Regions from separate parts of the Homo sapiens genome. Here region 1 is linked to region 2. Evidence: read pairs that join two places in POLR2A ChIA-PET (ENCODE). Cell type or tissue: A673. All regions are shown on one strand. Each heading gives the region's core, and the rest is flanking DNA. Links, peaks and the distances in the headings are about the cores only. Region 1 has its middle 100 kb from the start of LINC01853. Region 2 has its middle 190 kb from the start of LINC01853.

Region 1 (5,389 bases), core at 127-5,126, 86 kb before region 2:
AAACTTTTTTTGACTTTAATGAGCAGACAGAAGTGAACCAAGAGTGTGAAGAATGAAAACAAGAGGTAGAGTCGCAAGTACCAGTTTAAATAATGACTACAATATCAGGAGCTGACTGATGGTAGAAACTGAAATTACGATTCTGCATTGAGAAACTAATTAAAGTCCCATGAAACTGTGACAAAGGAGTGTTTGGCTTTAGAGAAAGAACAGAAACAAATGCCTCAAATATAAAGGGAACTGAACAAAAGATGTTCCCAAGAGGGTAACTCCTCCAGGCAGTTGGACAGGGCACAGTAAAGACCCATGTACAGAAAGTCTATGGCTGAGAAGCTTTCAGATATAGGGTGAGCTCCACATTCAATCAAGGAGTCACAAAGGGAACATTAGTCTTCTCAAATTCTACTGAAAACATGTAGGCCTAGAACTAAATAACTCACTAGAGCTTCTAGCTTCTGCTACCATAGCACCCAGCTTTTGTGCTGCCTTAGCCCTAATCATAGTTCTGCTGCCAGTGTTACTTTTTATACAGCTATCCCACAATATCACCAGTCTCTTAAAAGAGCAGAAACTGCAGTTTTTATATCTAGGCCCTTAGCACCTAGCACGGCTCCCTATCCCATAGCAGACACTCAATGTATCACATGAATGAACAATGGATAATCGGATGCATAAATGTGTGAATGCATTTATAGTTGCAGTTGATCAATAGAGATGACTTTGCTCAGCATGCAAGCTGATATCAGACATTGAGAGGTAATCGGGAAAAGTAAAAGCTTGAGTCTGTAATATTTTACTATCTGCTGCCACAACTTAAAAATAATGATGTGTTATCAGACTCTTATGCACTCTGTGAGGATGTAGTAAGTCTTAAATGATTTGTAGTGTTTACAATAGAGTAATTTTCAAATATTTGGGGTACATATTTTCTTCTATGAAGACTATTTGCTGGCAAATATATTTCTCAAACTAATGTAATGTTCTTGTGTAGTCTACTGTGCCTAATTTAAAAAGTGGAAGATGGTGTGGAACTTTCTGGCAGGAAGTTGAGTTATAATACATATTAATGAAGGCAAAGTGTATGACATATCAATTTAGGTCTCATTGGATCAAAGCATCACTTTCATAAACATTCAGTGTCCTCATTCTGCTATTCCTTGACCTAATAGTCTCAGTACTGAGATTGGAAATGGGGCATTCTTTCTGTGCTAATCTTGGCAAATAATGTTCATTGCTATCAATATGCCATCTATTTAGAAAGCGTAGAGATGGCATTTCACCACTTTTACTTAAAGGGTTGTAAAACTGCAAACTGTCTCTGGATGTCTCTGCTTCAGATATTGACATCATTAAAGAAATCACTCCCTTAAACCCCCAAGAGGCCCCTTTCCTTTGAAAACATGGAAATCATCAGTGATGAGAAAAGGAAAGAATAAATGAAATTCAAAAGTATCTTTGAGTGTTTTAAGTCCTTTCTGACAGATTTAGCACTCCCTTTGATTTTGTGGTGTGGATTAATAGCCTTAGGAGGCATGTTAAAAAAATCCACAGTACATTTTTATTTGATTTTCAAATTAACATATTGCATTGCTTTTTATCTCCCTTTGTTTCAAGGAACTCAAGAACTTAAAGGATTTTGTCTCTATGTCTTTCTTTGCTCTATCAGCATCAGCTTGGAAGTACACAGTACAGAGGCTGGCATATCAAGAAGTGTAAAGGACTACAGTGCTAGATATTGCCTCTGGCACAGAACGTACAGTACTAATAATACCTCATTTATCCTACTATTGCCCATAGAAAACCTGTAAGTGCTAAGCATAATTCATTTTGTCTGCACTAACTCCCTAATCCTTAACATTAGTGTTTCCAAGGCATTTATTGTTGGCAATTGTCACCTAAGCAGGAGGCTCTTCAAAGTTCTAGGTGCCAGGGAGTTAAAGCGGTATGGAATTATTAAATCATTGAATTTCCTAGTGAAGAGATGCTTGGGTAAATAAATCCTTTTGCTTATGCAGATCTGGTTCATCCGGTATTCTTGGGAAGTCTGTCATCATTAAAAGTGTAGAAGCAACTTTGCCACCCATGTAATGCTTTGTTTGTCTTTTTGGCAAATTCAGTATCAGAGTTAGAAAAGTTTTAACTTCATGGAAATTTGTTTAAGTAAAATAGAGACAAGGTAAGCACATTTAAGCCCAATGGGAAGTTTGCCTTTGCCACTCGCTAGTGTAGATTTGGATCAGTGGTTTTGGGTTTTTTACATTTTTTAAGTCTTGGAAACATTTATTCAACTGAAATATTTGGAATAAGTCCAATATGTAAAGTGCACACTAGGGGATTTTCTCTGCTTGAAATTCATATGAGTAGCCTGAAGCCCTGCATACTTGGTCCTCCTTCTTATCTTTCACTCCTGCTTCCAAAACACCCACATCACCCTCTTGAATACTCCATAGGGTACAATTCATAAAGCATTGTCCTAGACCATAACTACCTAAAGAAAAATTGACTTGAGTAACAGTGTCAAAAATCACCTTATGGTGACCAAGGTAGCAATAACAAATTTATTTAGTTGTTCATTTATTTAATTAAGTTTACAAAAATACATATTTTTATGCTAGGCATAAACAGAACTTCTCCCTTCAAGATGAATTAATCAAAGGAAATAATGTCAATACAATAACTGCCTTCAGGTCTCTGCCATTTATATGGAAAGCCCTAGTGCTTTTTCTAGGCTAGGATTTAGGAATCTAGACTATGTGTTAATGGTTGAGTTTCTAACCCAATAGGGACATCAAAAAGACAGAATTTGGGGCAGGGCACGGTGGCTCACGCCTGTAATCCCAGCACTTTGGGAGGCCAAGGGGGGCGGATCAAGAGGTCAAGATATGGAGACCATCCTGGCCAAAATGGTGAAACCCCATTTCTACTAAAAATACAAAAATTAGCTGGGCTTGGTGGCGCACACCTGTAGTCCTGGCTACTCAGGAGGATGAGGCAGGAGAATCGCTTGAACCCAGGAGGCAGAGGTTAAAGTGAGCCCAGATTAAAAAAAAAGAGAGAAAAAAAAAAAGAGAGACAGAATTCAAAAGTTCAAGCTAGGAGTAAAACAAACAGAAAGTCTAAAAAAGTCTCAATAGAGAAGGAAATGTCAATATAAGACTACAGAACAAGGAGTGGAAATAAAGAATGGAGCATCTAGGTTGAGAAGAGATATGAGAGTGCTTTTACAAAATTTCTGGAGTTACTTTAGCAATCGGAGTCTCTAGTGGAGAAATGACCTTGCTAGATGTAGATATTTAGTATGTTATGGAACACTCAATATATGGTTTTTTGTTTTGTTTTGTTTTGTTTGTTTTTGTTTTTGTTTGTTTGTTGGAGACGGAGTCTCGCTCTGTCGCCCAGGCTGGAGTGCAGTGGTGCCATCTCCGCTCACTGCAAGCTCCGCCTCCCGAGTTCACGCCATTCTCCCGCCTCAGCCTTCCGAGTAGCTGGGACTACAGGCGCCCGCCACCACACCCAGCTAATTTTTTGTACTTTTAGTAGAGAGGGGGTTTCACCGTGTTAGCTAGGACGGCCTCGATCTCCTGACCTCGTGATCTGCCCGCCTCAGCCTCCCAAAGTGCTGGGATTACAGGTGTAAGCCACCGTGCCTGGCCAACACTCAATTTATGTTTATTAATTTTGTAAATAAATAAGATATTTGCTATTACAAACATATTGTAGAAAGTATTGAGGGAAAAGAAAAGGAAACATAAAGGGAAGGGCACTGACCAGTTTAGGAAAGTAATTAAGAACATCTAGGCCGGGCGCGGCGGCTCAGGGCTGTAATCCCAGCACCTGAGGAGGCTGAGGCGGGCGGATCACTTGAGGTCAGGAGTTCAAGACCAGCCTGGCCAACATGCTGAAACCCCGTTTCTACAAAAAATACAAAAACTAGCTGAGCGTGGTGGCAGGCACCTGTAATCCAAGGTACTCGGGAGGCTGAGGCAGGAGAATTGCTTGAACCTGGAAGGCAGAGATTGCAGTGAGCGGAGATCATGCCACTGCACTCCAGGCTGCGCAACAGAGTTAGACTCTGTCTCAAAAAACAAACAAACAAACAGACCTCTAAAGAATGACAGATGTGGGTCATGTAGATAGCTTGTACTAAAACATGGACAAAGATGCAAACATTTGAGTGCTATTGAGATTCACAGTAAAACAGGTAAGAGTGCAAAGGTATAAAGTTGATATTTGGGAGTGGCCAGATCATGAAGGGCATTGCCTGTCAGGTAATCAATTTAGTTTGTCTTCTAGCCAATGGAGAGCCATTGAAAAATACTGTGCAAGGGATTAGCAAAATCAGATTCCTATGCTAGGAAAATGTAACAGAGCAAGGAAAGACTAAAGACACATTGATTGATAGAGTGATTCTTATAATTGGCAAAGAGAGATTCACTAAATTATTTCAACCGGGAGCATTCCAACAGAGTAACAGAATTCTTCATAGACTTCTTGGTAAGATAGTAGTCAGATAACTACGTTTAATTCATATTTCCTGTTGAATGCTCATAAGAGCAGAGGAAACAATGCAACTGTTAATTCAACAAAGGGAAATGAGTATATAAATGTCAATCTTCCAGCCCCAGAATGAAATTTCTGGATGTAATTTTAGTAAAATGCAATTCACTCTTAAAGGCAAACCAAAGCAGTTAAGTGGGGAAAGGAAATTTTCACCCAACCCTACTTTGTACTTGTAACTCAGAAGATTTGGGGTCCACAGAGAGGGTAAGCATCAACACCTGCAGGATGGATGTGGCTTTCTAAGACAGCAAAATAATCCAGTTCTCTAATGCCTCCAAGCCATGCTTTTGTTTGAATACTTACTTGTACACATAATAGTGAACAAGTTATTAAGCCTTACTTTTATGCTGTAAAATATAGTTAATACCAGTATCTACTATTTGAGGTTGTTGTAAGGATTAAATGAATTAATATAGGTAACACTTTAGAACTGTCATTGGAACAGAGTAAGCGTTTGTCATGATCATTTATTATTGTCATTACTTTATGCACATTAATGGACTACCATTTGCAGAAATGTATTCATCTTTTAAAAAGGGAATGATACCTACCTCACAGAGTCTAAGCATTTAATTAAGCCCTGTATGTGACCTTTTTTGCTGGTATCCAGAATGTATTAAGTTATGTGTAAATTGTAGAATTAGTGGTAGTAGTAAGTGTAGCAGCAACTGTAGTCATGGAATTATAGTTAAGTATTGTGACATAATCAAAGGAATTGGACAATGAGCATTAAATTCTGATATAAACTTGATAATAAGAAGCTGCAACAAATAAAAGATGCCACTTGGTGGACCAAAATTTTCCATTCAGTCTTTCTGGCAAAGATAAG
Region 2 (5,389 bases), core at 56-5,055:
TTTAGGATAGTTAACTCTTCTTATTGAAGTGATCCCTTTACCATTATGTAATGGCCTTCTTTGTCTCTTTTGATCTTTGTTGGTTTAAAGTCTCTTTTATCCAAGACTAGGATTGCAACCCCTGCCTTTTTTTGTTTTCCATTTGCTTGGTAGATCTTCCTCCGTCCTTTTATTTTGAGCCTATGTGTGTCTCTGCACGTGAGATGGGTTTCCTGAATACAGCACACTGATGGGTCTTGACTCTTTATCCAATTTGCCAGTCTGTGTCTTTTAATTGGAGCATTTGGTCCATGTACATTTAAAGTTAATATTGTTATGTGTGAATTTGATCCTGTCATTATGATGTTAGCTGGAAGTTCTGGCCAGGGCAATTAGGCAGGAGAAGGAAATAAAGGGTATTCAATTAGGAAAAGAGGAAGTCAAATTGTCTCTGCTTGCATACGACATGATTGTATAACTAGAAAACCCCATTGTCTCAGCCCAAAATCTCCTTAAGCTGATAAGCAACTTCAGCAAAGTCTCAGGATACAAAATCAATGTACGAAAATCACAAGCATTCTTATACACCAATAACAGAGAAACAGAGAGCAAAATCATGAGTGAACTCCCATTCACAATTGCTTCAAAGAGAATAAAATACTTAGGAATCCAACTTACAAGGGATGTGAAGGACCTCTTCAAGGAGAACTACAAACCACTGCTCAATGAAATAAAAGAGGATACAAACAAATGGAAGAACATTCCATGCTCATGGGTAGAAAGAATCAATATCGTGAAAATGGCCATACTGCCCAAGGTAATTTACAGATTCAATGCCATCCCCATCAAGCTACCAATAACTTTCTTCACAGAATTGGAAAAAACTACTTTAAAGTTCATATGGAACCAAAAAAGAGCCCGCATCGCCAAGTCAATCCTAAGCCAAAAGAACAAAGCTGGAGGCATCACACTACCTGACTTCAAACTATACTACAAGGCTACAGGAACCAAAACAGCATGGTACTGGTACCAAAATAGAGATATAGATCAATGGAACAGAACAGAGCCCTCAGAAATAACGCCGCATATCTACAACTATCTGATCTTTGACAAACATGACAAAAACAATCAATGGGGAAAGGATTCCCTATTTAATAAATGGTGCTGGGAAAACTGGCTAGCCATATGTAGAAAGCTGAAACTGGATCCCTTCCTTACACCTTATACAAAAATTAATTCAAGATGGATTAAAGACTTAAACATTAGACCTAAAACCACAAAAACACTAGAAGAAAACCTAGGCATTACCATTCAGGACATAGGCATGGGCAAGGACTTCATGTCTAAAGCACCAAAAGCAATGGCAACAAAAGCCAAAATTGACAAATGGGATCTAATTAAACTAAAGAGCTTCTGCACAGCAAAAGAAATTACCATCAGAGTGAACAGGCAACCTACAGAATGGGAGAAAATTTTTGCAACCTACTCATCTGACAAAGGGCTAATATCCAGAATCTACAATGAACTTAAACAAAATTTACAAGAAAAAAACAAACAATCCCATCAAAAAGTGGGTGAAGGATATGAAAAGACACTTCTCAAAAGAAGACATTTATGCAGCCAAAAGACACATGAAAAAATGCTTATCATCACTGGCCATCAGAGAAATGCAAATCAAAACCGCAATGAGATACCATCTCACACCAGTTAGAATGGCAGTCATTAAAAAGTCAGGAAATAACAGGTGCTGGAGAGGATGTGGAGAAATAGGAACACTTTTACACTGTTGGTGGGACTGTAAACTAGTTCAACCATTGTGGAAGTCAGTGTGGCGATTCCTCAGGGATCTAGAACTAGAAATACCATTTGACCCAGCCATCCCATTACTGGGTATATACCCAAAGGACTATAAATCATGCTGCTATAAAGACACATGCACACGTATGTTTATTGCGGCACTATTCACAATAGCAAAGACTTGGGACCAACCCAAATGTCCAACAATGATAGACTGGATTAAGAAAATGTGGCACATATACACCATGGAATACTATGCAGCCACAAAAAATGATGAGTTCATGTCCTTTGTAGGGAAATGGATGAAATTGGAAATCATCATTCTCTGTAAACTAACCCAAGGACAAAAAACCAAACACCACATGTTCTCACTCATAGATGGGAATTGAACAATGAGAACACATCGACACAGGAAGGGGAACATCGCACTCTGGGGACTCTTGTGGGGTGGGGGGAGGGGAGGGATAGCATTTGGAGATATACCTAATGTTAAATGACGAGTTACTGGGTGCAGCACACCAGCATGGCACATATATACATATGTAACTAACCTGCACATTGTGCACATGTACCCTAAAACTTAAAGTATAATAAAAAAAAAAGAAAAAGACCATGAAGGTCTTGAGGCATTAAAAAAAAAAAAAAAGAAAGAAAGAGCAAGAATGTTTAAGCTCTTTTTTTGGTAGAGTGACGTCTGGACAATTGCCCTTTGAACTAATTTGAGAGAGAGAGAGAAAGACAAAAAGGCAGAAAATAAAAAGTAGGTTAGAAAAATAGTCCCACCAGTTTGAATACGGTTTAACCGAGATCCAACCACTGCCATCCAACTCTGACACTTTTGGACTTGATTCTTGCTCTCTTCTGTTTAGGGAAGATAGAGAATTGGAGAACAGACACGTCTCCTAATCTAGCTACCGTCCCAATTTTCATATCACTGGCACAATCACAAAGATTTCACTTTTTTCTTCTTTTAGTCATGAATAACCATCCATTATAACTAAATACTCATTGCATATAAGGCAGCAGCCTCCAAAGTAAACAAAACGAATGTGGCATGATAGTTGAAAGCCTCCAAAATGATCAGATTTGAATTGAATTTTTGCAAGATTAATGCTTTAAAAATTAAATTGCCTATTCTTGGAAGAGAATAAAAAGAAACAATTCCAAAGATGAATTGGAAACAGAAAATGAAAACATTTAATATAAACAGTGAAGCAGGAACATTCCAAATCAGTCTTCCTGGAGTACTTATTTGGGACTACCATAGACTAGACTAGAGCTGTGCTGCTCTTAACACTGAAAGGGGCAGGCTGTTTCTCTTGATGTGAAGAAAACACCCCAAGTTAAGAAATTATACGCTATTGATGACTTGAAATTGTCTGTACAATGTAGCTTTGTACGTGATATCATTTTTTATTCTTTAAAATAAAAAATGCTGAATACATACAATCATTAGTTTATCATTAAACTGTAAAATTTGTAAAGGTAATTATTTAAATATTTTTAACATATAGCATCAAACCCTAACACAATTTTTTTTACTCTTAAATTTTTTAAAAAATTAAAATATTTTTCGAATAGTTTTAATGAAGTTTTGTTTCTCTTGCTGGAGGGACCTATATATAAAAAGAAATGTGAAAATTGCAGCAAGATTTTTATTGACATCAAGAAATAGCTGTACATTTGAAAGAGGCTACATTTTCCCTAATTCTAGGCTTCATGGAAGTATTTATATAGGAGCTTTCTATAACTTTCTGGTCATGTATTTGCAATATTTCTAATGTATCTGAAATTAATATATGAATATATGAAATAAATGACAGATGGATAATTATAGATGCTTTCCATTTCTCTCTATTCTCCTCCCAGTTGAGACAAAAGGATTTGTCCTCGCTACACTTTGTTTCTGTTTTGTTTTGTTTTTTGATCTTCCAAGCTTTCCCAGTTATTTTCAAAGAGAAGAAGAATGCACTCTTGCTGAGAAAGACTGTTCTAAAAGTTTAATACTTTTATTAATTTTTGTCTGTTGGATTAAGTCTCTGAATTCAGCTGCTAGAAAGCCCAGAATATGGACTTGTATTTCTTTACATAGGTTACATGTAAACAAGTCTACTATTTAAAACACACTGGATAATTTTTTTCATTAATGTAATCCCCAAACACATAAGTATTTTGAGAGCCAACATCATTCCTTTCTGTAAGAAATTTCAACTAGTGTTAAAGTTAGAAGTTCAAGTCACAATTCATTATCTGCAGACATGGGGATATCTCACAGATAAATTCCAGCTGCAAACCATGATAGTGAGTCTAGATTTAACGTTTGACTTTCTGGTTGACAGGGTGAGTAATTTGAACCTGAGTTGATAGTAGTGACCCTCAACTAGAACAACTTGAAGTAAATTCTTCTTGCAGTTAGGCTGCACTTCTCAATAACCTCTTACTCAAGGAAAATAAGTTATTTTGGTGGAGAATTAAGTGAAACAAACCAGAAGAGTAAGATCTTCTTCACATATATTTATTTTTGTATAGGGTTTCCTTGACCCGTCAATAATAGAAATAGCAAGCCAGAATTACTTTTTCATCCAACCTGTTATAAAAATAAGAAAGGAGTGGGAGAGATAAAGGAAAGGGTAGAGAGAAGTAGAAATGTAAGTAATTAATAGATTGCTTTAAATTCTATTGTTGTGAATGTTTTGAGTACGAGAACAAATATGTAAGAATAAATTAGATGTGGTAATAATCAAAAGAATAACAATTAAATTGACAGATTGGGGTTCCATGGTAATTCTTAGAATAATATCCATGTCTATATTTCCTAGCATGTATGTCAAAGGTTGTGTTTTCCTAATTTTCAGAGCAGCAAACTTCACCTGGGATATCAAACTCAAGCTGTGTTTCTTCCCACCTCTTATGTTAATAATAGTCTTTACAATCTTTCTCTCAGAATTTGCATAGTCATTTGGGCTAGCATTTTTACAATTTGAATAAAATCTTAAATGTAGAATAGGAATGTATAAAAATAAATGTATGTACTCTATTTGAAAGTTTAAATCTAAGGACACAGTGCATTTCACAAACAGAAGTGGCATCTTTGTGTTTCCCCATTAAAAAATGAAAAGTTGGCTCAGATGCTTCTTTAATCTGTCGTGATATTTATCTTCTATTTCAATACTCTTTCATATGTTGGTAACCGATGATGTAATAATCAAAGAATGAACTGATTAACTAAACAACAGTATGATTGGAAGGCTTTTTTTTTAAAGCTTCAACAAAGGAATAGGAGTAAAGTAATTTTCAAACAATCAGTTTCAAGAAATAATACAAAAAATAGAACTGAAGTCTTTAAATGCAGTGTTTGGTTTATTATTATTATTGCTATACTTGAAGTTAACAAAAAAATCAAATCATTAGAAAATAATCTAAGCCCGGTGTTTTATTCCAAAACCTTTCCTGTTGTTACAACTGAAGTGCCCACTCACCCTTCCTTTCACTTTCTACATCCAAGTTACTGTATAGTGAGAATTCATTTTCAGTATAAGTCTGAGATACTGCATGTAAGCCATCAAAAGAAGACAGCTAAGCTCACAATATTATATTTATAAAGTCAGGAAAG

What was found. ChIA-PET counts read pairs that join two places held together with the same protein. Peaks named below come from ENCODE experiments on the same cell type or tissue, not always from the same donor. Only the 100,000 strongest peaks of a DNase experiment are listed, where the experiment ranks them.
Region 1: POLR2A ChIA-PET joins it to region 2 with 10 read pairs; 2 of 35 experiments call an interaction of 5 or more read pairs at or near these places.

What each region holds. Positions count from the first base shown.
Region 1 is chr2:140,010,679-140,016,067 of GRCh38, reverse strand. No RefSeq gene overlaps it. Among named protein-coding and RNA genes, the nearest start is that of LINC01853, 100 kb to the left of the region's middle. In A673, for the core only: no CTCF peak of the experiment used is centred there; DNase peaks (open chromatin) are centred at 1,977, 2,347 and 4,547; H3K27ac peaks cover 931 bases.
Region 2 is chr2:139,924,780-139,930,168 of GRCh38, reverse strand. No RefSeq gene overlaps it. Among named protein-coding and RNA genes, the nearest start is that of LINC01853, 190 kb to the left of the region's middle. In A673, for the core only: no CTCF peak of the experiment used is centred there; no DNase peak of the experiment used is centred there.